2 separate regions of the Homo sapiens genome follow, and region 2 is linked to region 1. The links are chromatin contacts, found by Hi-C or POLR2A ChIA-PET in ENCODE. All regions are on one chromosome and are shown on one strand. Each heading gives the region's core, a stretch centred on a gene start or an enhancer-like site at or near the end of the contact. The rest is flanking DNA. Distances are from core to core; before and after follow the strand shown.

Region 1 (4,819 bases), core at 1,728-4,227:
ATGACAATAATAACAAATATGATACAAAGGGGATTTGGCCAATGAGAGATGAGAAATTCTTATTTTCTTTCTTCCCTCTCTCCCTCTTTCCCTTCCTTCTTTCCTTCCTTTCCTTCTTCCTTCCTTCCTCCTTCCCTTTCTTCCTTCTCTCCTTCCTTCCTTTTTAACCTTCATTCCTTCTTTTTCATTCATTGTTTTTTCTCTAAATAGATATATTCAATGAATCAGACAGATAAAAATGTAAGGGAGTATGTAAAGGCCTGAGGGCACATCTTGAGTTATCTAGAGAGTTTACACTTTAAAATGGCATGTGGAAAATCTGGAGGAAGGAACATATAACCAAGGATGAATCAAGGATGAACAAAAGCTATGTTCAGAGCTATGTTCAGATCTAACCCAGAAATAGTTAGATTTCATTATTTAGGGAAGAAATCTTGCATATTCTGCTATAATAAGAATAGACTTCCAACTGGAAAGAAGAGAACATTTTAGGGAGAAAGTTGCTGTCCAGGATTGATGGAAAGCATTTAACTCTCTCTGAGCCAAGATGTGTCATATCTCAGGGGCTTAAAAAAAACTTGTTGCTAACAAGTCCGAATGAACTTCTTCTAGGACTGGGGAATAGGTGGAAGCCTGGAGATAGTAAATATTGCCCCAATTTTTCAAGAAACACTAAAGCTAATCTCCAGAAACCATAGACTCATAGCTTGTGTAAGTAAGATTCACTGTTGTATAATAATTCATGCCAAATAATTTCTTTATCTGCTAGGACAGATTTTCTGTTTGACAGAGACATTTTAGCAAGGTATTGGACAAAGCCTGCCAGAGCGGGTCCATTCTCAGGCACATTGAGCATTAGATGTTTGACTGCAAGGAAGCCTGTCTTGGGGTAACTATGATTCTCTGTTTTATCTTGCTCAACATTTTTTACCTTGCCTGAAAAACTAAAAGGCAGATGACACTAAACTGAAATATCTACCATTGTAGATTATTTGATCTTCCTATGTGCTTGCAAAAAACTTAAGGTCTAGTTTGAGTGGGTGCTAAATAATCATATCTTGAATGTTAAAATTGCTATGATTTAGAATGATCTCAGCTGACTAAAGTGATACCAAACCGATATAACAAAGTTTAACTGAGTAAAATGTGATGGTTTATATTTTGGCTCAAATAAATAAATAAATAAATAAATAAATAAATAAATAAATAAATAATAAAATCAACTAGGCAGCAATGTAATAAAGAACCTCAGGAATTGACAGTTGTTGTATCAAAAACGATCAAAGTTGGCAGCAAGCTCAATATACGCCAATAACTTATTACCATTTTTAGAAATGAACTGAATTTGACTACATTAATAGAAATAAACCCAATTGATGATGAAAAGCACATGATGTAAGTCAGGCTCCCTGCGAAAATTTGTGCACTTTCCTAGTACCATAATTCAAGAGAGGTGTTCAAAGGACAGTGCCCATTATGGGGAATAATCTGGAAACTATAATATATAATGAACTATTAAAGAAAATCGGAATGTGTAGCTTGGAGTAGAGAAAACTTGGAGGATATAATCGGTAGAGGGCACAATGTTGAGGGGGCCTGATAGGCGTAATAGGTCCATCAGGTAGAAGCCATATGGACACCGATTTTGGCTGAACATTAATGGGCTATTTCTAATAGTTATTATTGCCAAAAATTAATATGGACTGGCCTGTCAATGGAAATTCCTAAGTAGAAGCCAAATAGCTACTCATCTGCATGGCACAGAGTGTTCCTGCCATGCAGGTGGGCTCTTTCAGGAGATGATCTGCAACATCCTTTCCAATTCTGAGGTTCTGTAATCTTCTCCTCTCTCTAGGGATGCAGTGGAGTGTGGTGGCCAGTGGGAGAGTCAGTGTCACCCGCCAGCAACTTCTCCTTTGGTGGCTGCTCAGCCCAGTGACACTTAGGCCCCTGGGACAATGACCCAGAAGACAGCCATGCCTCCGAAAGAGGGCCAGGTCCTAAGCTGCTGCTTGTGCGCGACTGCACCCGGTATTCTCTTCACCTGAGGCTTTCCGTCCGCCAGTGCAGGAACCCGGTGCTCGCTGGGCTTTTCCTCTGAGATTCCAGCAGGTGGCGCTGGAGGGAGTCAGGGGACATAATGGCCTCCTTGTTCACTTTTTATTTCCCAACACTCCCTCTTCCCAGATTCTCTGCTTTTGCCGCGTGGTCTCTGGTGTCTCTGACATGTTCCCGTCACTCACTGTGTCTGATCTGTCTCACTCACGTTCTAAGCACGATAGCTTGCTGCGTCCTATCTCGGTCACTGATGTCTCCAAATACGCCTTCTTTGCTGTGTGGGCTTCCAGATATCAACAAAATACTCCCTCTCTGTTCCTGTCTTAGCCAGAGGCGTCGCTCCTGTCTTGCTTACTTGCTTGGTCACGTCCGTCACAGCCATGTTCAAGCTATCCCCTGCCTCTTCTTCGCCCTGTTCTGTGCCAGACGCTAACACACTTTTCTCCCTGTGTCTGGGTCCAAACGTGCATCCTCTTGGTTGGCCCCCTTGTCAGTCCCAGACGTCCACTTGCTCTTCCTTATGTCCAATGTCTGTCCTCCTCTTCAGGACATGCTCCATTTATTTTCCATGGAAGACACAGGGTCAGAGATCTGTCAGAGGAAAATGGTCTCCACAGCAACTCTGGAGGGAAGCTGAAGACAGATAGCTTCCTCCTGGTGTCCTGGCCGCTGGCGTGTCTGCCCTGAGATGCTCGCTCTCCTGCTGGGCTAGAACGGGACGTCTTCTAAAAAGCCTTGGGCAGGGCTAGCAACATCGTAGGTGTTTATTAGGCTTCAGGATCTTTCCCATGAACTTGTGATATCATTTTGAAACCCTTCAATCTGGCTTTGTTGCTGCCAAAGGAGATAACTGTTGGAAGTTCACACTGGGGAAACTCATTTTCCCCTGCAGCTCCCCCAAGGTGCAGGAGGGCAGGATCCAGCAGCACTGGGGATGCCGAGGCAATGCTGTACTTGAAGCCAGAGGACCCAAATTGCCGCCCTGGCTGTGCTGCAAACAAGCTGTGAGATCTTGAATAGTGTTCTTTCATCTCTGGACCCCACTTTCCACATCTGTGCACTCAAGCTTGGACTAGAGGACCTTTAAGTTTTCTTTCTGTTTCTAAGACAACAGTATGCTGCTATAGCCGTCTGCTACCTCGAGAAGCCATGGCCTGCCTGCCTTTTGGCTTTGTTTCAAAGGAACGACCCTCCTCATTTGGGCCTTTTAGACCCCTGACCTTTCCAGCTTTGTCCTTCAGATTAATCTGGATGTCTTTTATTCAAAGCTGAGTCAGTGGCTCTTGCGAATGCCCCATAGCAGAAGTCCCGGGAAGGTAAATGCCAAACCCAGAGCCATGTGAGATTCTGACTTTGATCTTGGCTGTGGTTTAATAGCATCTCAGGATTATTTATCATATTCTCTTTTTTTCTTATTGCTTATAAGGTGTCAGTTATTGTTTCCATTGTTGTTTACTTTAGTTCTGGAACTGAAACCGACAGGAAGAAACTTTGGAATAAGGAAGAGAAGATTGACCAAACCATCCAAATGCCAAAAAGAAAAAGAAAAAAAAAAGCCTCTCTGTCCTATGAAGACTTAATTCTGTTGGGGAGAAAGTCATGTTTTAGGGAAGGAAAATAGCCTCTGAAAGAGAAATGCTATTCAGAATTCGTGAGAAATATCTCTCCATGCTGAAATGCTCTTTGTGTAGACTGGGATTCTCCCTGATCAATGAAGCAGATTGAACCAGGGAACCATTCTTGTCACATATGAAGAAAGTTTATTTAAATTCTAACTTACACCCTGACTCTGACTCTGTGGCTGGACCAATCCCCTTTGATTTTTCAAGTCATTGTTCCCCTGCCATCACTAGGCTCAGCAACCACCATTAGGAGGCAAGCACCATTTTGAGGTGCTTTTCTAATATGAAGAAGGGAGCAGCCAGCTTCTGGGCTCCATGGCTCTGGACCTGATGATGAGACCCAACCAATCTGCTGTGGCTGCCCACACACCCACCCATTGCCTGCATGAGCACATTGGTGGGAGGAGTACAGCACAGAGGCAGCACGTGCACTGGGTCCATTGCTGACTTATTAAGCAAATTGAACTAATTCCTGAATGTCTCAGACCTCAGAGAGAATCTCTCTTGCCTACTTCACAAAGTTGTTGTGGAGATATAAGATAATTTTTTTGTGAAAACATTCTGTAAATCATAAAATGCCATTCCACATATTTATCATTACTTTGGGCGTTTTGGATTACTGTGGATGTGCCTGAGCACTCGAGGACTATGAATTTATTTACCGGGAGGTAAACCAACTTAAGAGAGTAAGTTTCTATGTTGATAAAGAAACAGAGAAAGAAATGCCCAGGGCAAAGTTCGCAGGAAGGTAAATGCCAAACCAGAGCCTTGTTAAAAAAATAATATTCTAGGAGCACCCCTTGGGTATTAATTCTTCCTGTATTCCCAGCACTTTGGGAGGCCCAGGTGGGAGAATCACTTGAGGTCAGGAGTTCGAGCCTGGCCAACATGGTGAAATTTGATCTCTACTAAAGCTACAAAAATTAGCCGAGTATGGTGGCATCTGCCTGTAGTCCCAACTACTTGGGAGACTGAGGCAGGAGAATTGCTTAAATCCATGAGGCAGAGGCTGCATTAAGCTGAGATTGCACCACTGCACTTCAGCCTGGGCAATAGAGTGAGACTCCATCTCACTAAATAAACAAATAAATAAAATTCTAGGAATTGTAGAAGCACCCTTTGGATATTAATTCTTCCAA
Region 2 (5,251 bases), core at 1,223-3,722, 250 kb before region 1:
TTTCGTTTTTCCATTTTTCTTAGCTCTGCAATGCCTTCTTTCATCTTCTTTATTTTATAATTTATCTTAGAGGTATTGTTTTACGGAATTCATATTCTTAATGAGCTTTTCTCTCTCGGCAAATGTTTCCTGCAAAGGGTCAGGTAGTAAATATTTTAGGCTTTGTGGGCTAAAAGAACTTGGTCACAACTGTTCAGCTCTGCTATTACAGCGTGAAAGCAGCCAGAGACAATACGTAAATGAATGAATGTAGTTGTGTTTCAATAAATGTTTATTTACAAAAACAGGAAGTGGGCCACATTTGGCCCACAGGCTGTCATTTGCTGACCCCTGTTACAAAAGATAAGATAATTACTGTTTACTCTTCCTTTCATCTCACTCTTTTCCAGGTTTTGCTTATATTATTTTCACTTTGTTAGGACTTAATGATACATTCCCTTATACTACCTTCAAGGCCACACAGGATTAGCCTTAGCTGTGAAATTAAATAAACATGGTGTTCCACATGAGTTCTTTTCATCACAGCTTTTTCACTCGAGTTCTTTATTATTTTTCATCTCTTGTTCGATGGGATTACTTGCCAGTTGTGTGTAGTTTGGTTTTGTTTCAAAAAGAGTTCATGAGTATTATATTTCCCGAGCTCTTGCGTGTCAAAAAATATCTGCCCTTTATCTCCATGCTTGGTGACACCCTAGCTTGGTACAATATTTTTGAATCATGTTGTTTCTCTCAGAAGTTGGTGGTCATTACTCCATGTCCCTTGGTACTGGAGTTGCCATGGCAAAGCCTTGAAACCACTTGACTTTTTCCCCCTATAGGGGCTGACTTGCCGTTTTCTGCCTAAATGTCAAATTTTTTTCTGGATTCTTAACACTTAACAGTTTAACCAGGAAATTTCCCAATTTAGACCATTCTGTATCAATTTCTCTTGACATAATTGTCCTCTTTTTTATCCATTAATACCGTTCTTCTTTTCAGAAAACTTTTTAGGTTATATCTTTGAATTCTCTTTTTTCTTTCCTTGTACTCTAAGGATGTCAGTTGTCTTCACGTTGGATAATTTTTTCTCTCTGTATCTACCTTTATTTTAATTGCTTTGTCTTTTCATCCTGCATTTTCTATGACTGTCCCCAGCCATCTCTCCATGACATTTGCAGCTACATTTTTCTCTCCTTTGCAATTTATAACTTATTACATTTATAACTCATTGTTTTGTTTTTCAATTTTTCTTAGCTCCACAATGTCTTCTTCCATCTTCTTTATTTTATAATTTATCTTAGAGGTACTGTTTTACTGAATTGATATTCTTAATGAACTCTTCTCTGTAATTAAGCGTTCAAAAAGAACTTGCACTTCACCTTTGAGTTTTATTTTCTTCCTGAGGGTTTTTGGTTTTGGTTTTGTTTTGCCTTTTTCTTGCTTACTACTTATTTTGTAGTAGCAGATTTGCATAATTTTGTACTGTTTCTTTTCATTTTGCTCATGCTTAACAGGGAGCAGTTTTGTTTGTAGTTTCTGTAAAATGACGCGGATGGATTCTCCTTGATGTCTTTCTCACTTTATCTGGAACTATCGTGTCTTCTCCTCACCAAAGAATCAGTTTCAGAGGTGGGTGTGGCTTTCTATTTATTTTTTAATTAAAGCATATTCTTTTGAATTCTCAGTATTTCGTTGACTACCTTTGCTTTTGGGAGAAGGGCTGGCCTTAGAAGTTGTACCAGTCATATCAGAATCTTTCTTTTCATGGATGCCAAACCTTATGATTCAAGCAGTACCCTTTCCTCTCTAGCCGCTAATGTATTATTTGGCTTAAAAAATAACCATTTCATCAGGTGGGGAAAGAAGTTTCTGTGATCCTGTTTTGCTCTGCTATCTTTACGTGGAGTTGGGTGTTAAAGCAAGAGCCAGGTGCATTTTTGGGAGGAATTAGTTATGAAAAGAAACAGACCAGATGATTTTTGAAGTTTCTTTTAGCTCAACATACTGAGATACGACTATTATGACAACAGGGGTCGCCCGACCGTTGAAAATTACCAAGTTCAACAATGTAATAGTAAGAGGCATTGCAATTGTCAGACCACTAGAGGGCAGATCTTGGCCACAATTGGAAGTAGTCACAGTAAATAGTTACTATTGTCAAATGAATTGTGCTGGAGCTCCTTTAAACTTTTACAAAAAAATCTGAAAAGGACAAACTGCAGGGAAACCGAGCTCAAATTATCTGACAGTTGGGGGCTACTCATTTGTAAAAGGGGTCCCGTGATTCTCTGTCTTGCCATCTGTATCCATCTCCCCTTAGGTGTTCACTTTTGCCAATCCCCCCGTCATCCAAGCTTGAAAACTAGTAAAGCATGCCCAGATCCTCCATTCGCTGTGCTATTTTCCAGCTGGCAGGTAGAAATTTGAAACACCTCGCCCAGAGTTACAGCCGCCCAGCTCATAAATGGTGAAGACCTGAAATGGAGCCCACCTTGCTGGCTCCTGTGCCTTCTGAACACCTCTCCAGGAGAGCAAGCTCTTGTCACTGATACTTCACTTCTAGCATTGAAACCGCAAGAGAAGCAATACCAGCAAGAGATGAATCAAATCCTCCCTTCAGCCCTTGCTGTTGGCAGCTCCCTATGGCATTCTGAATCATTACCCTGGACAGACTTTTGTGACCCAAGGATAAGCCTCCTTACAACAAAGATAATAGAAACCTGCCTTTGCTGCCAAGGATGTTTCATTTGTCTCTCATACTGGGTCTTGCTGCTGGAGGTAACATTTGCCAGCATAAACTTTCAGCCTGCTGTTTACCAAATTCCTCTGTACATCACTCATCATGCTTCACCAGGGAATTCAAGGCTTATTTTGCCCTCCTGGACTGCTTTCCTAGCCTTAAGTCTTTGGCGACACATTACATCACATACATGTAAGACAGATGCCTGCTTTTCCCTCCACTCAGGGAAGCTCTGAACCCACGATGTCAGTAAAATCCTGCTAAAGTTTTCAGATCAGGATGTAAGTTATGTGCTCTGTTAGTAATACAAATTGGGAGTATCCTTGATATGACTGTGTCCTTACAAGAAGAGATGTTTTATTTTCTTCATGTAGATTTAGTTTGGGCTATCCCAGAAAAATCACTGTTTTCTCTTGGGAAATATGTTGGCTTAAATATTGATAGATCTTCCTAAGACCTGATTCCTCCCAACAGGCAGCAGGCAGATCTGATGTTTTGTTTCAGCTGAGCTGTAAACATGATCTGCAGCTGGTGTGGTTTAGTTCACTGTGGATTAAAGTGTTCTGTGTCCCCCAGTCAGATGAACATATGTAGAGAACTATACTTTCTAGTGGCCTTGTCTGGAGCCCAGAATAGTGGAAAGGATATGTTTTTATTGTGATTTATTCTATCAAAGAAATAAATTGGGCCTTAAATTAGGGAAGGGGGTAGGTTTGCTTTTTCATTCCTCTGGGGCTGAAGCAGGTAAGAGTTTGGACTCAATGGGCAAAAAAGACAATAAAATTCTCATGGGGGAGATGAGCCAGTTCTTGAAAGGAAGGAAGGAGGAAAAACACTCTCAGACCTATGGATCATAGGAGTGGTTCTATCTCGTATCAGTTACAAATTTTCATTTTCCTTGCATTATTATCAATATTTCAGTAGACATCAGACCTCACAGCTTAGCATGTGCTGGGTTAAGGAGAATTAGGAAAAGGTCTGTGTTCTTCTGGCATGGGCTATACCAAGACAGGGGCTGTGTCCCTTGGGCTGTGTTCTTTGAGAACATCTTGCAAAAAGATCCTGAGAAACAGTTGTGAGAGGTGACCAGCAGAGGGGCCTACAGCAGTGGTTCAGAGTAAGAGATGGCCAATGATAATCAAGGTGGATTTGTTATTGTGTGAACTATTTCCTGAGAATTCTCAGGAGTAAGAAGGAGGATAAAATATAGCTATTATACAATAAATTGATAAAATATTGAATGGGGGTTTAGATAGAATTATTTGGCTATTAAGCAGAAAGCCTCCCTTGAATGCTAAAGAACCTTGAGAAATTATGGGTACATATTGCTAGAGCTTTCCTCTTTGGTTTTCTGTGGCTTTATATCTCCTAAAATAAACTCACATGAAAAAGATTGAGATCACTGTTATTGAGAAGTTCAAAGAAGAAAATTTTTAATTGCATGATTGATTTCTGTGTGGATTATACCTAAAGACAGAGAAAAAAAGCAGAGTGAGTTCCATTGCTAAACAAACATACTTTTAGTCCTAGAGGGAAATGCAAGATGCCTGCAATTCAAAGAATAAGGTTATTAAAACTAGAAGCATATTTGGAGAAAATGAAACCAAGTAGGTAGCACAAGGAACAGCCTATTTAATCTTTTAATGGTTTCTAAAAGGTAATGGGAAAACCTGGTATCTTAAATGAAGTGAATTTAATGTTATTAACCTCCAGTTCCAGGTGTATGGAATAAAAATACAAATCTCAATATAGATGTAACTGGCTGTTGCCGTGTGACCCATGTTAAGTAAAGTACTCAGTATAAGAAATATTGAAAAACTGATGAATGAATAAGCGATTTGGGGAATAATTGGCAAACCATTTGGGAAAAAATTATCTTAGAGCCATATTTTATATGATGATACACTAGATAATTGTTTTTAACCCACTGAAGATGTTGCTTCCTTCCTGTGGTGATAAATTTAATTTCCTTTGGGAGATAACCTCTTCTGTATATGCAGTGTGGGTGGGACTATAAATTCTCTGCCCTTTTCTGGTCACAAGGTGGCTGTCGCCGAAGTCAGGACAATTGGAGACAGTTTCAAGGGGCTGTGAATGGAGCAACAACAAGAAAAAACACTCATTGAGCACCTGCTCTGGCAGAGATCCCTGTTCCCATGGAGCTTACATCCTGAGGAGTGGGGGTGGAGATGGGTCGAGGACAGTGAGTGTTCCTTCATTTCACTCCTGTATTCTTTTCAGGTCTGCCGGAGCTGCGTGATCTTTCCATCTCCAAGCCAAGCTCCTCAGGTTTTACTTCAATTACATCCACTCTCCCAATTTTTCCAACAAATATTATTTTTGCTTATCTCGAGTCAACTTATTGCTTGAAAACAAAGATGTCTAGTAATTTCATATGGCTTAAAGAAGTGATTTGCAAGCTTCAGATGCAGAAGAATCACCTAGAAGGTGGTTAAAAATACATGTTTTCATGGTCCTTTGGAATAACTTTGATTACTAAGGTCTTCCAAGGGTAATGGGGATGGGCGTTAA

What was found. Hi-C counts contacts between places; a loop is a spot of excess contacts on that map. ChIA-PET counts read pairs that join two places held with the same protein, here RNA polymerase II (POLR2A). Pooled maps may share reads with other maps.
Region 2: a map of endothelial cell of umbilical vein shows a loop between it and region 1 (7-fold over the local background). The contact joins two enhancer-like sites. A Hi-C loop is called at or near these places in 3 of 168 maps with a recorded cell type or tissue (PC-3, aorta and endothelial cell of umbilical vein), 2 of 37 single-sample maps with no recorded cell type and 13 of 50 pooled maps. POLR2A ChIA-PET finds 5 or more read pairs at or near these places in 1 of 52 experiments (MCF 10A).

What each region holds. Positions count from the first base shown.
Region 1 is chr5:148,480,330-148,485,148 of GRCh38, reverse strand. HTR4 (5-hydroxytryptamine receptor 4) reads left to right here. Exons shown (of 7, transcript NM_000870.7): 7 at 1,856-3,602. The coding sequence ends at 1,946. All of the region lies in intron 2 of LOC107986462 (a long non-coding RNA gene), which reads right to left. Among named protein-coding and RNA genes, the nearest start is that of FBXO38, 99 kb to the right of the region's middle. Within about 2 kb of position 2,977, at least 2 of the 41 ENCODE cell types and tissues checked have a DNase peak (open chromatin) inside an H3K27ac peak, as active enhancers do.
Region 2 is chr5:148,727,937-148,733,187 of GRCh38, reverse strand. No RefSeq gene overlaps it. Among named protein-coding and RNA genes, the nearest start is that of HTR4, 76 kb to the right of the region's middle. Within about 2 kb of position 2,472, at least 2 of the 41 ENCODE cell types and tissues checked have a DNase peak (open chromatin) inside an H3K27ac peak, as active enhancers do.